Regions from separate parts of the Mus musculus genome. Here region 2 is linked to region 1. A link is a loop called in an ENCODE intact Hi-C map of the cell type or tissue named here. Cell type or tissue: heart. All regions are shown on one strand. Links, peaks and the distances in the headings refer to the core of each region. The heading gives the core; the rest is flanking DNA.

Evidence for each region. Hi-C counts contacts between places; a loop is a spot of excess contacts. Peaks named below come from ENCODE experiments on the same cell type or tissue, not always from the same donor. Only the 100,000 strongest peaks of a DNase experiment are listed, where the experiment ranks them.
Region 2: it touches region 1 in a loop (8-fold over the local background); 36 of 42 quality-filtered maps call a loop at or near these places.

The regions. Positions count from the first base shown.
Region 1 is chr3:129,913,693-129,921,995 of GRCm38, reverse strand. It overlaps Casp6 (caspase 6), which reads right to left. Exons shown (of 7, transcript NM_009811.4): 7 at 7,884-8,303. It overlaps Mcub (mitochondrial calcium uniporter dominant negative beta subunit), which reads left to right. Exons shown (of 8, transcript NM_025779.3): 5 at 3,250-3,410; 6 at 4,854-5,057; 7 at 6,177-6,293; 8 at 6,810-7,036. The coding sequence ends at 6,887. Among named protein-coding and RNA genes, the nearest start is that of Gm40150, 11 kb to the right of the region's middle. In heart, for the core only: a CTCF peak has its summit at 3,365 (motif pointing left); no DNase peak of the experiment used is centred there.
Region 2 is chr3:130,074,716-130,083,054 of GRCm38, reverse strand. No RefSeq gene overlaps it. Among named protein-coding and RNA genes, the nearest start is that of Sec24b, 18 kb to the right of the region's middle. In heart, for the core only: CTCF peaks have their summits at 3,043 (motif pointing right) and 4,926 (motif pointing left); no DNase peak of the experiment used is centred there; H3K27me3 peaks cover 223 bases.

The sequences.
Region 1 (8,303 bases), core at 1-8,000:
ACCCCTGGGTATTTTGGGTTGAGGTAGCTTCGGCTCCCTGCCTTCAACCTCTCCAGGGCTGGAGCTGTGCTTGGCTTACTTCTCTGCATCACCTTTCTTTTCCCTGACATATATTCACTTCCTTTATGGAGTTCCAAAATCTTCCTCTGTTGCGAATAGTCTATTGTCCCTTAATCTGACCCTGCGCTGGCTCACACAGAAGCAGGCTTTAGTCACAATGTGATCTGAAAGTTCCCTCTTAACTCTGCTAGTCCCTGAACAAAGACAGGTTTCCCTTTCATTGTCTTCTTCAGTGTTAGCTTTCACTGTAGGGGACTTTGTTCCCCTTCTTGTTGGATCTCGGTACCTCCCTCCCTCCTTCTCTCTTCTTAATTCCTTTCTCTCCTTCCTGTTCTCTGGACCGTTTTTTTCTGGTTCTTTCTCTGCACATTCGTTACTGCTTTACAGAAAACCTGTCCTTTGCTGAAAGTGTTCATCAGACCTCAGAGCTTTCTTCTTTCCCTATTTGTAATCTGGATTTCCTTCCCTTGTCAAGAACTCACACAGGCCATTGATTTACGACTGTGGGGATGGAACCCATTCTCATTCGATTTTAGAGGAAATGCTTTGCATTATTTTTCCTTGGTATAACCTTAGCTATCTGTTGCACAGAGCTTTTATTATGTTGGGGCTAGAACCCTCAGTTCCTTGTTTGTTCAAGGCTTTTATCATGAAGAGGTGTTGAATTTTTCTAAATCCTTTCTCTCCAGCTATTGAGCCCTTGATTGAACTTGTATGCTTTTTTGTGCTTGTTGATTTCTGTTTGTGGATTCTTCCTTGCATATCTGAAATAAAAATCTATCTGACCATGATGTATGATTCTTAATGTGTTGCTGAATTTGGCTTCCACCTATTTTATTGATAACTTTGCATTTATGCTAGATTTTTAGATTAGATAATTAGATTAGATAATTAGATATTTTAAGTCAAGTCCTTATCTTGTTTTTTATTAGAGCAATATTGGTGATATGGAATGAATTTAGAAACTTTACTTCCCTATTTCATGGGCTAGTTTAAAAATCACCAGTGTAATATATTTGAAAGTAGAGTAGGGGGGCTGTTGAGATGGCTCAGTGGCTAAGAGCACTGACTGCTCTTCCAGAGGTCCTGAGTTCAATTCCCAGCAACCACATGGTGGCTCATAACTATCTGTAATAGGATCCAATACCCTCTTCTGGTGTGTCTGAAGACAGCTACAATGTACTCATAAACATAAAATAAATAAATAAATCTTAAAAAAAAAAAGAAGAAGAAGGAAGAAAGCAGAGTAGAACACAGCAGTAGATCTATCCAGCCTTGAGCTTTTCTTTGTTGGAGACTACTGCTGATTCAATCTTATTACTCATTTTAGACTGGTTTATTTATACCTCCTTCAATATTGGTAGGTCATACATGTCTTGAAATTTATCAGTTTCTTCTAAATTTTCCAATTTGTTAAAGATATTCTGAAAGTATTCCTCACTGCGTCTCCAGATGTCATTTCTATGGTAATACAGCTCATTTTTGCATTTTATTGTTCTCTTGATTAATTTGGCCGAAGGCTCGTCAGCCTTGTTCTCCCTTGTGAGGACCAACTTGTCTCACCAACCCATTGTTGCTCTGGCCTGGCTCATGAATCCCACCTTAGTCCTTGTTGCTTCACATCTACTAACTTTGGGTTTATCTTGTCTCTGTTCTTCTAAGCCCCAATGGATAAATTACAATGACATGTGTGACCTGCCAATATTGAAACAAGAAGATACCAAGAGCCTAGAAAGCGGGTCTGTAATGAGCAATAAGATTGGGTTGCTTCTTTGAGACCTAACTTTTTAATGTGGTGCTCAGTTATGACCGACCCTGCAGCGCTCTATCCACGGTTCTGGGAAGCAGTGGTTTCATTTCAGCTGGCTGAGGGCCTCTCCATTTCCTCCCCGATTCTGTCCAAGGACCACTTACTATTCAAGCGTCTCTGGTCCAGTCTCCAGGGTGTATAGTGTGTGCTTTGCTTCTTACTCCTGGTTTCTAGTGTAATTCTACTGTAATCATTATGATCGGGTAAGCTGCAAGGAATTCTTTCTTTTTCCTTCTTTATATTTGCTAACTCTTTCTCTTTAGAATAAGTGGTCTGTTTTAGAGAAAACTCCATGGCCTGGCCAAAAAAAAAAAAAAAAAATGTATACCCTATAGGTTTTGAATAAAATATTCTATGGTAGAGTTTAACTTTGAAATGTCTACTGACTTTTTGGATTAATATGGCTTTTTGATTAATATGGATTACATATAAAATTCAAAGACATTCACATACCCATAAACACCACACACACACACACACACACACACATACACACACACACACACAATGTGTGTGTGTATGCATGGTGAGGTTGTAAAAATATGTTTTATACAATTTTTTGAGGCAGGTTCTCATTTTGTAGCCAGGACTGGAGTTATGAGCTATGTGACCTGGCCTGGCCTTGAAGTCATGGTGACCCTCCCATTACTGTATCTGGACTGATCTGCCCCTTGTTGCCCAATGGTGTTTATGAACCTGGGTGCATCAATGTTCCATATATATATATATGTATATATATATATATATATATATACATATACATACACACATGCACATATATGTGTGTGTATATATAGATATTTGTAATTATTATATCTAAATAGATTGTCTCCCTTATTACTATATAATGATTTCCTCTGTTCTTCCTAATTTTGGTTTGAAACATGCTTTGTCCTATCTCACAACTGCTCTGTCAGATCCTATAGCTCATGTCCTATCCCATACTGCTGTCAGATCCTATAGCTCAGGGGCTGCTCTTTTGTGTCCGTTCATTTTTCTCCCCATGTACATCGTTGCCATTGAGGTTTCTTGGAAACAGGTATTGCTTTTAACCCATTCAGCCCATCTCCATCCTGAGACCACACACATGCCCATATGTGATGTTTTTAAAGCCACCATAAAGTCACAATACGAAAGGATACAGGAACATCTGACCCCCAAAAGTTGAATTTTAAACCCACTCTCTGGTTACTTACCACTACAAATTGACTTTGGACGAGACTGGTGATCAACTAAATCCTGGTGGACTAAGGAACAGCGGGGGCAGGCCCAGACCAGAGCTCAGCCAACCAAGCTCAGGGACTCAGATTTCATGGCCTGGACTTACCTAGAGAAAAACCGCGTGGTAAATGCCTACGGTCTCTCTTACCTTTTCTCAGAAGAGCCAAGTGGAGAGCATATGACTGAGTTGGAAAACACCAAGTCCTTGGTTCACAGACTATTCACTATCCTGCATTTAGAGGAGATCCAGAAGAGACGAGAGCGCCATCTGATGGCGAAGATCGACCACCTGCAGGAACAGCTGCGGCCCTTGGAGCAGGTGGGAAGGCTTCCTAGCCTGTCTGTGTGCAATTGACGCAAGCCTTTTGTTAAGGAGTGAGTGCCTGTCACGGGAGCGTTGGGGTATTTTGTGTATGCTTATTTTCTCCTTCAGTCTGAAAATGGGCTGTGAGCTGCGACCTGTGAGACGAGTACTATCTTCCTGGTTTTGAGATGAGGGCACAAGGCAACCGAGGTGTACAGCTAGTGTGTGGCAGGTGATCTGACCCAGAGCTGGGATCTTCTGCCTCCTCAGCATCACCAGAAGTCTCTGGACAGCAGACTGTTAAATGGGATATTGTAGAGTGCTACATCTCAGGTTTTATTTCTGCCTAAGAGAACTGTGGGTGGCAAGTTAGTAATGGCTCAAAACCTATGGGTCTTTTCTCCAAACTATGGGGGAAAACACAAACAAAAACCCTGATTGTTATCTATCTATCTATTGATTGATTAATTGATTGATTGATTGATGAATGGGGTGTGGTCATCTGTTTTAAGGGAAAACTTGAATTCTTTAAGCTGTAATTCCACTTATAATATTTAAAAAATGGTTAGAGGTAAAGGAAAGGGGAAATGGGGTGGGGGGAGTTTATGGAGGGGGAATTGGGAAGGGGGACAACATTTGAAATGTAAATAAAATAATTTAAAAAATGGGTCTTCGTGTATGACTTGAAACTCTAGAAATGCAGTAATTATCTCCAAAGGCACTGGGAGAACGGTAGAGATGCACTTTTTTGGTTTTGTTTTTTCTGGATTATTTACCCACGTTTTGCTTTTTAAGAAATGATATTCTGGGTACGGTGGTGCCTGCCTTCACCCAGCACTTGTGGGGCAGAGGCAGGCAGATCTCTATGAATTCAAACCCAGCCTGATCTGCACAGCAAGTCTGGGGAAGACAGCTCCATCTACGAGATGACCCTGCTTCATTTCACAGGACAGAGTGCATCTCTGCACAGAGTGCCTGAGAGATGAGTCACAGAGTGGCCTTGGAGGGACAAAGAAAGAGGCCCAGGATTTCACATGGGTTTCAAAACCAGCTTATAGGCTTCTAATTGTAAACCTCTTATAGTGTTCATGGGTTTTGGTTTTGGTTTTTGAGACAGGGTCTCTCTGTGATCCTGGCTGTCCTGTAACTGTTTACCAGGCTGCCCTCAGACTCAGAGATCCTCTTGCCTCTGACTTCTGAGTGCTGGGATTAAAGGCATGTGACACTACGCCTGGCTAGTTTGTTTTCGACGAGCAGATATTACCTTTATAACTTAAAAATGTTAATGTACTGATTTGGAAATAAGCCATTGTTATATATTTCATAAATGTCATTTTTCTACCTACATGACCTCTTCAAAGCAATGCAAAGTGTTCACTGGTTCAACTGCTTCTTCTTGGTTTTGTTTCTCCCTTAAGTTGGCAAACTCATAAACCGAATGGTTTTCCCTTCCTCCAGGTCAAAGCTGCAATAGAAGCCCGGTCGGAAGCCAACACCAGTGGTCTCCTGTGGGCCGGCTTAGCTCTGCTCTCCGTGCAGGGCGGGGCGCTGGCCTGGCTTACTTGGTGGGTGTACTCCTGGGATATCATGGAGCCAGTTACCTTCTTCCTGTCGTTTGCGAATTCCATCGTCTTTTTTGCATACTTCATCATAACCCGGCAGGTGGGTAGTTAGGAAAATGGTAAGTCAGAATGGCTTTCTAAAACAGTTGTTCTCAACCTGTGGGTCATGACCCCACAAGACCCTTTCACAGGGGTCACCAAAGATCACTGGAAATATCGGAGATTTACATTATGACTCATAACTAGCAAAATTACAGTTATGAAGTAGCAGTGAAAGGAACTTTACGGTTGGGGGTCAGCATTACACAAGGAAGTGTATTGAAGGGTTGCAGCATTAGGAAGGTTGGGAACCTACTGGTCTAAAGCTTCGTCATCCAGGCAGGCAGTGTCTTGGTTAGAGCTCCTATTTCTGTGATGAAACACCATGACCAAGAGCACCTTGGGGAGGGAAGGGTTTACCTGGCTTATATACCCTAAGCCAGTCCTCTGAGGGAAACCAAGGCAGGAACTCAAACTGGGTAGGGACCTGGAGACAGAGGCTGGGCAGAAGCCAAGCGGGAATGCTGGTTACTGGGTTGCTCAAGTGCTTTCTTACAGCACCCAGGACCACCAGCCCAGGGGTGGTATTGCTGGTGCCGCCCTCAATTGAGCCTAGCCCTCCTGTATCGCTAGTTAAGAAACTGCCCTACAGGCTTGCTGATAGCCTGATCTAGTTCTCAATTGAGGCGCCTTTCTCTTCAGAGGACTGTAGTTTGTGTCAAGCTGACATAAAACTAGCTTGCCCAAGCAGCAAGCAACAAACCCTTTTATTTCCTGAGTCTTTTAAAGTTGTTCACAAGGTTGACTGGAGTCTTTACAGCATCAAAAAAAATTAATTCTTACAGATGAAGGAATATAAACACATGAACTCCTCCGTTGGGATAAATGAGTCATGTTCCCTACACATTAGTCAACGACATCGAACTTGGGCTACAAAAATTAGTTATTCTCAGTAACTAGTTTTGTGCCAAGGTTGCCAAAGCATCCCACTTTCGCCAGAATGTACATTTTCTTGTCCCAGTTTGTCTGCCTGTAAGAGGTGCTCTCAACTCCCATCATGCCCTGCTCTGACGGCCACTGTAGATACCTATGGCCCTTCCTCTCCCCACTTTGCCACGATGTGGCTGAATTAGTATCTTCATTTAAACGATGATGCTCCGCCGTCTCCTCTCTCCTTCAGAACTACACATACTCATCCCTCCGGAGCAGGCAGTTTCTTCAGTTCTTCCACAAGAAATCGCAGCGGCGGTGTTTTGATGTGGAACAATACAACAAGCTAAAGGAAGACCTTGCTGAGGTACCTTACTGAGAGCACATATCTGAGCTGGTTCTGTTTGGGAGACAGGGAAACGCGTACAAGGCTGAGATTTTTTTTTCATGGATTGTTTAGCCAATCTTTGGGATTGATTTTTGTTTTTTTTTTTTAAGAATATGAATTGGGGAAAAATGGCGAAAGGGAATTAATTCCCTGGTACTTTATGAAGCCATAAACTCATCTCTTAAAAAGGGATCCATAAAGCTGGGTATAGTGGCTTAGACCTTTGATGCATCCCAGCACCAGGGAGTTCTTGGTGAGTTCAAGGCTAACCTGTCTACATATTTAGTGTCAGGACAGCCAGAGATTTACAATGAGGCCTGTCTCAAAAGAAACAACTGAACAAACAAAACATCAAAAGATTCCAACAGGCATTGACCTCAGTGACTTCAATGTCTTCTTGCCCCAAGGAGATGCTGAACATGTACGATTCCCCTCAAACATCAATGCTGATGTCTCTTATTTTCTCTGACCTTGAGCTTTCCCCCCTCACAACAGGCTACAGAATCCCTGGAAAGCGTGCGCCGCTCCCTCCGCTTGCGAATCCAAGGAGAGGAAGCCAGCGAGAAGAACTAGACACACACTTTAAACTCAGCAGGCGATGTGCTGGTCTGATAGCTTACCAACTGGATGTTTTTAAGGTCTTGTTCATTTCCGCTTGACGTTTTCATACAGTTTGGTTAATAAATTTGTGTGAAACAGCAAAGTATTCATTGACAACCGCACTCCAGCTGGTTTGACAATCCGTGTGTCCTGATGTGTCAAATGGCCTGTGCACCCCAGCAGGGCTGCAGCTACCCAAGCTCCTCCCCAGCTGGCTACACATGGGGGGAAAATGATGGGCGTTAAAATGGCCAGCATTGGCATGCGTCCCCTTGGAGTACAAACTTGAGCCACAGCGTGAGACCCAGTCTCAAGAAATAAAGTTCACGTTAATAACAAGAACCAAAGTCTCACGCTGTGGCTCAAACTTGTACGCCAAGCAATCCTCCTGCCTCAGTACAGGTGTAAGTCCTAACGCCCGGTTTCTTTTTGTTTTTTACTGTGCAATAGTTGTATGGCCATAACACTGTATCGACGGTACAAATGCCCCACTAGCCATACTGGTTCCTCCTCAACTGCTGGCGAAGCAAGGCACCTAAGGCATTGCTTTTATACCAGCAAATTACGTATTCCTGTTCTCAAAGCCCCACTAGAACCCTTAACCAGCAGGTTAGTGACGAAATATTAGGATTCAAAAATGTGTATGTTAACAAGAACCTTAAAGGAAAACTAATTATACTGTTAATTCAATCGTCTGCTAAAAATGTCACGATCTTCAGTTTTAGGTTACTGTAGCATCCCATTTTGGTAGATGTTTTGCCTACAGTGGTCAGGACTCACTGCTTGCTGGCCTACAGTGTCATGTAGTACACATGACATGGCTAGGTGTCATGTCACATGTCTTTTTCAGGTAGCTATCACTGTGTATGTGCCTATAGGGGTTGTATGTACCTAGAGTGGCTAATTATTACTATACATGTGCCTGTATGTGGTTACATGTCACTATATACTATATTTCATCCTCAGAGTGCCATAAAATAATTCTGAAAGGTTTATTGTTTCCAAAATGGGAATTAAAGCCACATATAAAGTTTACCTTGATTAGAGGTAAACAAGATAGTAAATGAATACATGACCAAGTCAAATAGGCCCACTATAAATCACATAAACATAGGAATTAGAAAGTGTCAATGAGTTCTTAGACATTTTATTACGCGAAAACAATCTCAGTCTAGAGTTTCAAAAGTCTTTACAAACATTATACAGTAAACTCATATAAACAGTGTCACAAAAGGGGAGGCAAAGTAGTTGGTATTTAGAGTAATCTTACAGTTTACTAAAAATGTAATAAATGTAGTAGACATTGATGCATAGTAATTTCCTGAGGATTATTTTTAGCCCTTCCACCACGTCCAACATGATTGAAAAGTAACAAATATAAAACATTAC
Region 2 (8,339 bases), core at 11-8,010, 160 kb before region 1:
CGCTGGGACATCTTGCCCATCCTGGTTTGCTTTTCCGGGAATCAAGTGTTTTACTCATTGACCATGTCACTCATAGTCCCTTGGACACAAAGCAAATGCATGAACAAGTATCTTACTTGTCACTATGAGGAGGAGGGTGGGAGGGGGCAAAGAAATTGTAACTAGACAGAACTCACCAAGCAGGGTCAGATGCCCACTGTACGGTCTTGTAGGAACATGCCTAAAACTGTTGGGCTATCCCTAATTCTGAGCATTGAGTAATCCAGTGTAGATAGGGTCAGGTCCAATGTGGCTTGCCATCATGAAAGTCTTAGAAAACGCATCCTAACCGTATGGAATGTTGCCTCGCCCTATGTAGCTCACTTAGTAGCAGCCCATCAGTTGCTGTAAGATCACATTAACTTCTTTCAGATGATATTTGCTAAGGACAGGGTCTTACTATTGAGCTCTGGATGACCCGAAATTTGATGTATATAGATCAGGCTAATCTTGAACTCAAAGATCCACTTGCCTTCCAGAGTGCTAGGACCACAGGCTTGTGCCACCTTACCTTACATCTTTAATAGTTCTTCAATTGTCACTATTCTATTTTTAATGGATGTATCATTCTTGTTCCCAATGCATTGTGGTCATATCCATCCCTCACTCCCCTCTCTCATCCCTTCCCACTCACTGGCCTCTTCTTCTCAACTAGTCCCCTTTCCACCCTCATGCCCTCAATTCCTTTCTGTTTACTTGTTTGTTTGTTTGTTTGTTTGTTTGAGGCTCTGTGCAGGCAATTGCAACAGCTGTGTGCTCATGATTGTCTACAATATCTGCATATTGAAGCAGCAATAGCACAAATACATGGCTACCAAGCTGGCTGCCAGGAGCATATGTTGTTGTAGGTGTGAAAATGTAGCTCCTTATTTATTATATACATATATTATTCCATACATTATATCTACCCCATCTCATATCATTTGTCATATTTTATAGGACAGGGCATTGAACTTGCCATGTATGTAATATCTCACTATAGAAATTAACCAGGAAATAGAGACAGAAAGCTAGTTCAAGGCCTCAGCTATGCAGCAAATTCGAGGCCAGCCTGAGCCTCAGGGTTGAAGGAGAAGAACGCTGATAGCAAAACATTTCAGAAGAAAAGGCAGAGAGAATGTGAAGGGTGGGGGCTGGGGAGAGGGGCTGTGAAACGCTGTCTTCTGGATGTGATGGAGCCACACAGTCAGGGTCTCTCAGCGTCTAAGGCTGCCTGCAATGGATCTACACAAGACTGGGTCAGTCATTGATCGAGGAACGTCTTCAGAGCCTTACTCCTCTCTGCCGAGCTAGAGGATCCTGACAGATTCTGGGAGATGGGTAGCCATTGTCTTCTGTGGTGTATCTGCTGAGGAAGCCACCAGGTTCTAATAGACAGTTTCAAATTCATCGTCACACAGATGACCCAGTGAAATCCAATGGGCCACAGAGGAAAACAAAAAGCCACAAATGTGGGAAAGAGATGGGGCCAGCAATGGGGGTAGGAAGAGAGATGGGAAAGGGGGATTCGCGTAATCACAATGCGCTTCATGCTTTGACAAGTAGAAAATTGTCACGGAATAAGTTCAAAGAAATTACTTTTTGAAAAAAGAAGTGGAAAAGAAAAAAGAGAAGTTAATTTCAATAGATATATTTATTTAATTAATTAATTAAAATGGTCAAATAGTATAACAATGACATGCCTCATTTTCAAATGTCCATCGTGTTCTTAAAGTCACAAGGATTTTAACAGCTGGACCCATGGCTCAGCCTAGTCACCATGTGAACGGCCACATGCAGCAGGTAGAACGCTGGGAGAAGCTGGGAGAAGCTGGGAGACTCTGGTTACCACGGCTGCCGATAGCCTTTTTTTTTTTCCTCTGATACACCTTTCTCCAGACACCCCAACACGTAGCCAAATTATATTTGTCTTTTGAGTCAACTTGTGTGCAGGCAACAATACTATATGCTATCGTGTGGACCAGCACCCTAGTCTGGCTTTCCCCACTGACAATACAGTGGGGTATCACACATCTGAAACACAGGGTAAGCTGGAAGACCACTAGCTGGCGGGGCTGGGGTGTCTACTACACCACCTGTAGCCACCACCCTCTGAGCCTTCCTGCTCCCCACTAAAGTAGTGACAGTACTGAGTTCTGCTGGAGAAACAGGCTATCTCTTAGTGGGAACGTCCAGTGGTTTCTGCTTTTTATCTGTCTCTAGGCTGTACCTGTGGGGAAGCTTAAGCAGCCGGGTAGCTTAGTCCAGGACTCGAGTGACCTGCTTAATCGTTACAGAAAGCACTTTCAACCACTTGAATTGAAGTCCTCTGAAGAAGCAGGTGGGGTCTCTTTGCAGCTCAACAACCTGCCCATCACCAAAGTTCTTGGCTTCCTGCTTCTTCAGGAAAGTAGAGACTGGAGGAGTCACCCCCTTCCCTGGGTCTTGCTGCTTGGGTATAGCAGAGGGAACGAAGAGAGAATTGTCCCAAGGGTAGAATTTTTTTTTTTTTTTTTTTTTTTTTTGGTTTTTCGAGACAGGGTTTCTCTGTGTAGCCCTGGCTGTCCTGGAACTCACTTTGTAGACCAGGCTGGCCTTGAACTCAGAAATCCGCCTGCCTCTGCCTCCCAAGTGCTGGAATTAAAGGCATGCGCCACCACGCCCGGCTCCAAGGGTAGATTCTTAATGCTGAACGTTCTAAATGAGATGAATGGAACTGGATGTAACACAGACTTGCCTGTGGTCTTGAGTGAGCCCACCTCACAGACAGCTCTGTTGATGTCGGGACTGTTCCCAGTGTCACACTCTAGAGCGTAAATTGAAGGAATCCAGCAGAGATAGAGACTGTTGACTATGTTGGTTCTATATCAAATGCCTAAAATCATTCCACATTATTATAATTATGATATTATAATTATTGCCTGGAAGTAAACTATTTTATCTATTTAGTTTTTATATTCCACATGTTCCTTTGGGATCAAATGGCATTTCAGATCAAATGTCTCTCCCTCAAGTCAGACTGTATCTGTCCACTAGATGGCAATGGAGGCCCACAAACATCTTTAGACCAACAGGCCTAAGAATTAACTTTCTGGTCTGCTTTAGACAGCAGATGCTGGTGAGTATGTGGAGAAAGAGGAACACTCCTCCGTTGTTGGTAGGATTGCAAGCTGGTACAACCACTCTGGAAATCAATCTGGAGGTTCCTCAGAAAATTGGACATAGTACCACCTGAGGACCCAGCAATACCACTCCTGGGCATATACTCAGAAGATGCTCCAACATGTAAGAACACATGTTTCACTATGTTCATAGCAGCCTTATTTATAATAGCCAGAAGCTGGAAAGAACCCAGATGCCCCTCAACAGAGGAATGAATACAGAAAATGTGGTACATTTACACAATGGAATACTACTCAGCAATTAAAAACAATGACTTCATGAAATTCTTATGCAATTGGAGGATATCATCCTGAGTGAGGTAACCCAATCACAAAAGAACACACATGGAATGCACTCACTGATAAGTCAATATTAGCCCAAAAGCTTTGAATACCCAAGATAAAATTCACAGACCACATGAAACTCAAATAAGAAGGAAGACCCAAGTGTGGATGCTTCAGTCTTACTAAGAAGGGAGAAAAATAATCACAGCAGGTGGAGGGAGAGAAGGATTTGGGAAGGAGAGAGGAGAGGGATGGAAAAGGGGGCTAGGATCATGTGTGGGATGAGACAGCAGAGATGTACAGAGGGTTAGGAAATTGAACAGAGGTGTGTGGCCATGGGGTTGAGAAACTGGGGATAGCCACCAGAAAGTCCCAGATGCCAGGAAAGCAAGAGCCTCCTAGAACCCAATGAGGATGAGATTAGCTGAAATATCTAACAAAGGAGAGAACCTGTAGAGACCATATCCAGAGGTTAGGCACGGCCCTCAGTTGAGGGATGGGCCACCCACCTATCTCAAAAATATTAAGTCAAAATTACTCCTGTCTAAGGAAATACAGGGACAAAGAGTGGAGCAGAGACTGAAGGAAAGGCCATCCAGAGACTGCCCCACCTGGTGATCCATTCCATAGGCAGACACCAAACCCAGACACTATTGCTGATGCCCAAGAAGTGCTTGCTGACAGGAGCCTGATAAAGCTGTCTCCTGAGAGGCTCTGCCAGAGCCTGACAAATACAGAAGTGGATGCTCGCAGCCAGCCAACCATTATCGGACTGGGCATGGGAAACCCAATGGAGGAGTAAGAGAAAGGACTGAAGGAGCTGGAGGGGTTCGCAACCCCACAGGAAGAAAAACCATATCAACCAACCAGACACCCCCCACCTCAAGCTCCCAAAGACTAAACCACCAAACAAAGCGTACACATGGAGGGACCCATGACTCCAGCTGCATATGTAGCAGAGGATGGCCTTAACTGGCATCAATGGAAGAGGAGGCCCTTGGTCCTGTGGAGGCTTGATGCCCAGCATATGGGAATGCTAGGGTGGTGAGGTGGGAGTGGGTGGGTGCATGGGGGAGCACCCTCATAGAGGCAGGGGGTGGGATGGGGTTTGCAGAGGGGAAACTGAGAAGGGGGTAACATTTGACATGTAAATAAATAACCACTTTAAAAAACCCTCATTTTTAGGTGAGAGTGGTAGCTCATGTCCTTAATCCTACACTCAGCAGGCAGAGACAGACAGATCTCTCTGAGGTCAAAGCCAGCTTTATCTACACAATGAGTCACAACTATACAGTGAGACACTATCTCAAACACCAAATCAAAGGGTTGGAGAGATGGCTCAGCGGTTAAGAGCACTGACTGCTCTTCCAGAAGTCATGAGTTCAAATCCCAGCAATCACATGGTGGCTCACAAACATCTGTAACTGGGATCTGATGCCCTCTTCTGGTGGGTCTGAAGGCAGTTACAGTGTACTCATATAAATAAAAATAAGTAAATCTTTAAAAAACAAAACAAATAAAAGTAAGTCTTTAAATGGAAGAGAATACTTGCATGTTAAAGCCTCAAGTGTTAATCTTTGTGTAGAAGACCTTTTAAAATATTTTTAGAATTTTTTATTTTAGAAATCTCAATTTAATTTTTAAAAGCCCATTTAAAATGAGATATGTTAGTAAGTAATTTTAGTAACTTAGCTAGGTTAACATTTTCTGGTTCTTATCTTAATTAAATCAAACTAGATTAACCACCATGATTAGTAAGTTTGGTAAGGTGGATTTTGATTAGTTTTTTTTTTTTTCTGTGTGTGGAACGTTTGTTTTGTTGGGGAGGGGGCATGCTTTTGGAGGTGGGGTGTTTAGTTTAGGGGGCTGTTTTGTTTTGATGCTGTTGTCCCAGGTAACATTCTTTGAAGCGCCTAGCTTGGGAACGGATAGAAAGTTCTATTCCCTGAGATACTTGCGATCTCCTCCTTTGCAGACCCAGCTATGACTTAGAGGAGAACTTTGTTCATGGGCAGCAGCGGCAGCTGGAGACAGGACATCAGTGCTGGACTCTGAAGTCTTTGGGGCAACTCCCCATTCTTCATGTGAGACTCCTATTAGTAGTGCATGGACTTGACGAAGAGTATTCGGATTTCAGCTGTGCCGTGTGTAGAGTGATTTATTTTTTTCAGTTGTCTACATTATACGTAAATGATGTGCTAATTTATATAAAATAAGGCCTGAACATGGTAAATGCTCCCCCCAAATGGGAACGAGGTATGAAAGATGCCACAATGAATAAGGTAAAAGCTATCAAGCACCACTCCCTGACATCTAACTAGGACCTCCATATGCACATACTTAGACACATGAACCAACACCCACATAAATGCACATGTGTGCACCACACAGATCCAAACAGAAAATAACCCACACAGAAAACTTCCACAGGTTTGATAATGCAAGTACTAAACTATCACATTGTACCTCCAAAATATGTACAATTATTATGTGTCGATTTTGAGAGAGGATTTGATCAGCACATTATAGGCAAGTATCAACTTTCACACAATATCCCAAAAATGTACAATTATTACATGTCAATTTTTCAAGGAGCTGTTTTGTAAAATAAAAACAAACAAGAGCCGGGCGGTGGTGGCGCATGCCTTTAATCCCAGCACTTGGGAGGCAGAGGCAGGCGGATTTCTGAGTTCAAGGCCAGCCTGGTCTACAAAGTGAGTTCCAGGGCTATACAGAGAAACCCTGTCTCAGGGGAAAAAAAAAAAAAAAAAAAAAAAGCCTAGTATGATGGCTTACCCCCAACAATGCCAGCACTTAGAAGGAAGAGGCAGGGGGATTGCCCATAGATTTGAGCTGCATTTCATTTCTCAAACCTGCCTGTACCTAAACAAAAATGAACATGAAGTTTTTTTTTTTTTTAAAGAAAAAGAAAAGAAAGAAAACAAATACGTGAGGGACTCGGAATCATTCCATGCATGAGTATGCTGTGGTGGTTGAGAGTAGTAGAGGAACCAAGTTCAATTCCCAGACACCTGCATGGCACTCACAGAGTAACTGCAGTTCCAGGGGGATCTAAGACCCTCTTCTGGCCTTGATGGGCACTTCACAAATGTAGTATGTATGATATTCTCTCTAAGTGAATTGATATTTTTAACAATTGTTTCTTAATTCTTTTTTTCCACAAATTTCTGTGTATAGACATTTTGTCTGCACCATCTGCAAGTCTAGTGTCCTTGGAGGGCAGAGGAGAATTCTGCGGACCCTGGGTGTCAAGGTCACATAGCTGATTGTGAGGAGCCGTGTGGGCACTGGGAATTGAGCCTGTGTGCTCTAGAAGAGCAGCCAGAGCTCTTAACATGCTATCTCTCCAACCAAGGTTGGCTCTTTCTTTCTCTCAATATGTAGCTAAGGCAGGCCCTGAACTCATGGTCTTTCTTCCTCCACTTCTGGAGTTATTAGGATTTTAGGATGTGCTACCACCATACCTGGCTTGCCATTTTTTAAATCTGGAATTATTTTGATGGGGGAAGGTAATAAAGATAGTTCAATGCAGGCTTAAACTCGAAGATTAGAAGGCAGGCATTTGACAGATAAGATGCACCCAAGATTCTCTGGGAGTGAATCATAGGAAGTAAGACAAACCTCCAAGTGTGGTTAGGGTGCCTCAAGGGAGAGTTGCTAAATCTGGTGGGGTTTTGGTTTTGGTTTTGGTTTTGGTTTTGGTTTTGGTTTTGGTTTTGGTTTTGGGTTTGGGTTTGGGTTTGGGTTTGGGTTTGGGGTTCTTTGTTTTTGAAAAAAAATTAATTTCACCTTTCTTTGCACACCTAAAGTTTATTTTATTGTATTTTTTAAGGTTTTTTTTAATGCATATGAGTGTTTTTCCTGAATGTCTGAATGTGCACCACAGGCATTCCTGATGCCCGTGGAGTCAGTTCCCTGGAACAGGAGTTACAGATGGTTGTGAGCCACCGAGTGGATATGCTGGATCAAATCCAGGTCCTCTGGAAGAGCATCAGACCTCTTAGCCACCAAACCATCTCTCTAGCCCTGAATTTACCTTTTCAAAATGAAAAAAAAAAATGTAAACAAATTCTCTATCATTCAAAATGCCCTTGGACTTGCTGTCTGGGGGTGATCGTGTGTCAGGTTCTCCTGTTCCCAGATAATGGCAGTAGAGAGCACACACGATGATTGTAGGACTTCTGCGACATTCCGGGCCCCTTAGGTGGTGTTATGGCTACAAACTAAGAGTGTTTTTACAGAAAAGGAAGACAAGGACGTTTGAAGCCAAACCAGGCTAGTCTGAGGATTATCCTCAGTCCCTCAGCTGTCCTCAGATCTGAGGGGATCCACTTTCCGAAAGTTGAAACAAGAGTTGGAGGCCAGCCTGGACTACACAGAGAGTTCTAGGCTAGCAAGTACTACACAGTGAGACTGTTTTCAACAAACAACAATAACAACAACGCATTCTATATATCCACCTTAATTCATCACTGACAAATCAAAAGAAACTTGAAAGTTGTAGTAACACAAATTGTTTGAAACAATTAATAAAAGCAGAGAACTTTAAAATTCATAGTGAAAAGTCTATATTATAATCAAGCAACCCATTTGAAATGACTAAATCTGAAGAGAAAAGAAAAATGTTACATCATCTGTGAAAATCCATTTTCTATAGTCAGTTTGTAACCTCCCAAAATTCATATATTGACGACTAACCCTTTCCTCCCTGTTGGATCTCCCCCAGACTACAGTTACTGATGGTTGTAAGGGAACTTGTAGGTGTGGGAATCAAAACGGTTCTTAGCCACTGAGCCACTGAGCCATCTCTTCAGACCCAGAACATGTTTTCAGGGTTTATTTGTTTGTTTTAGT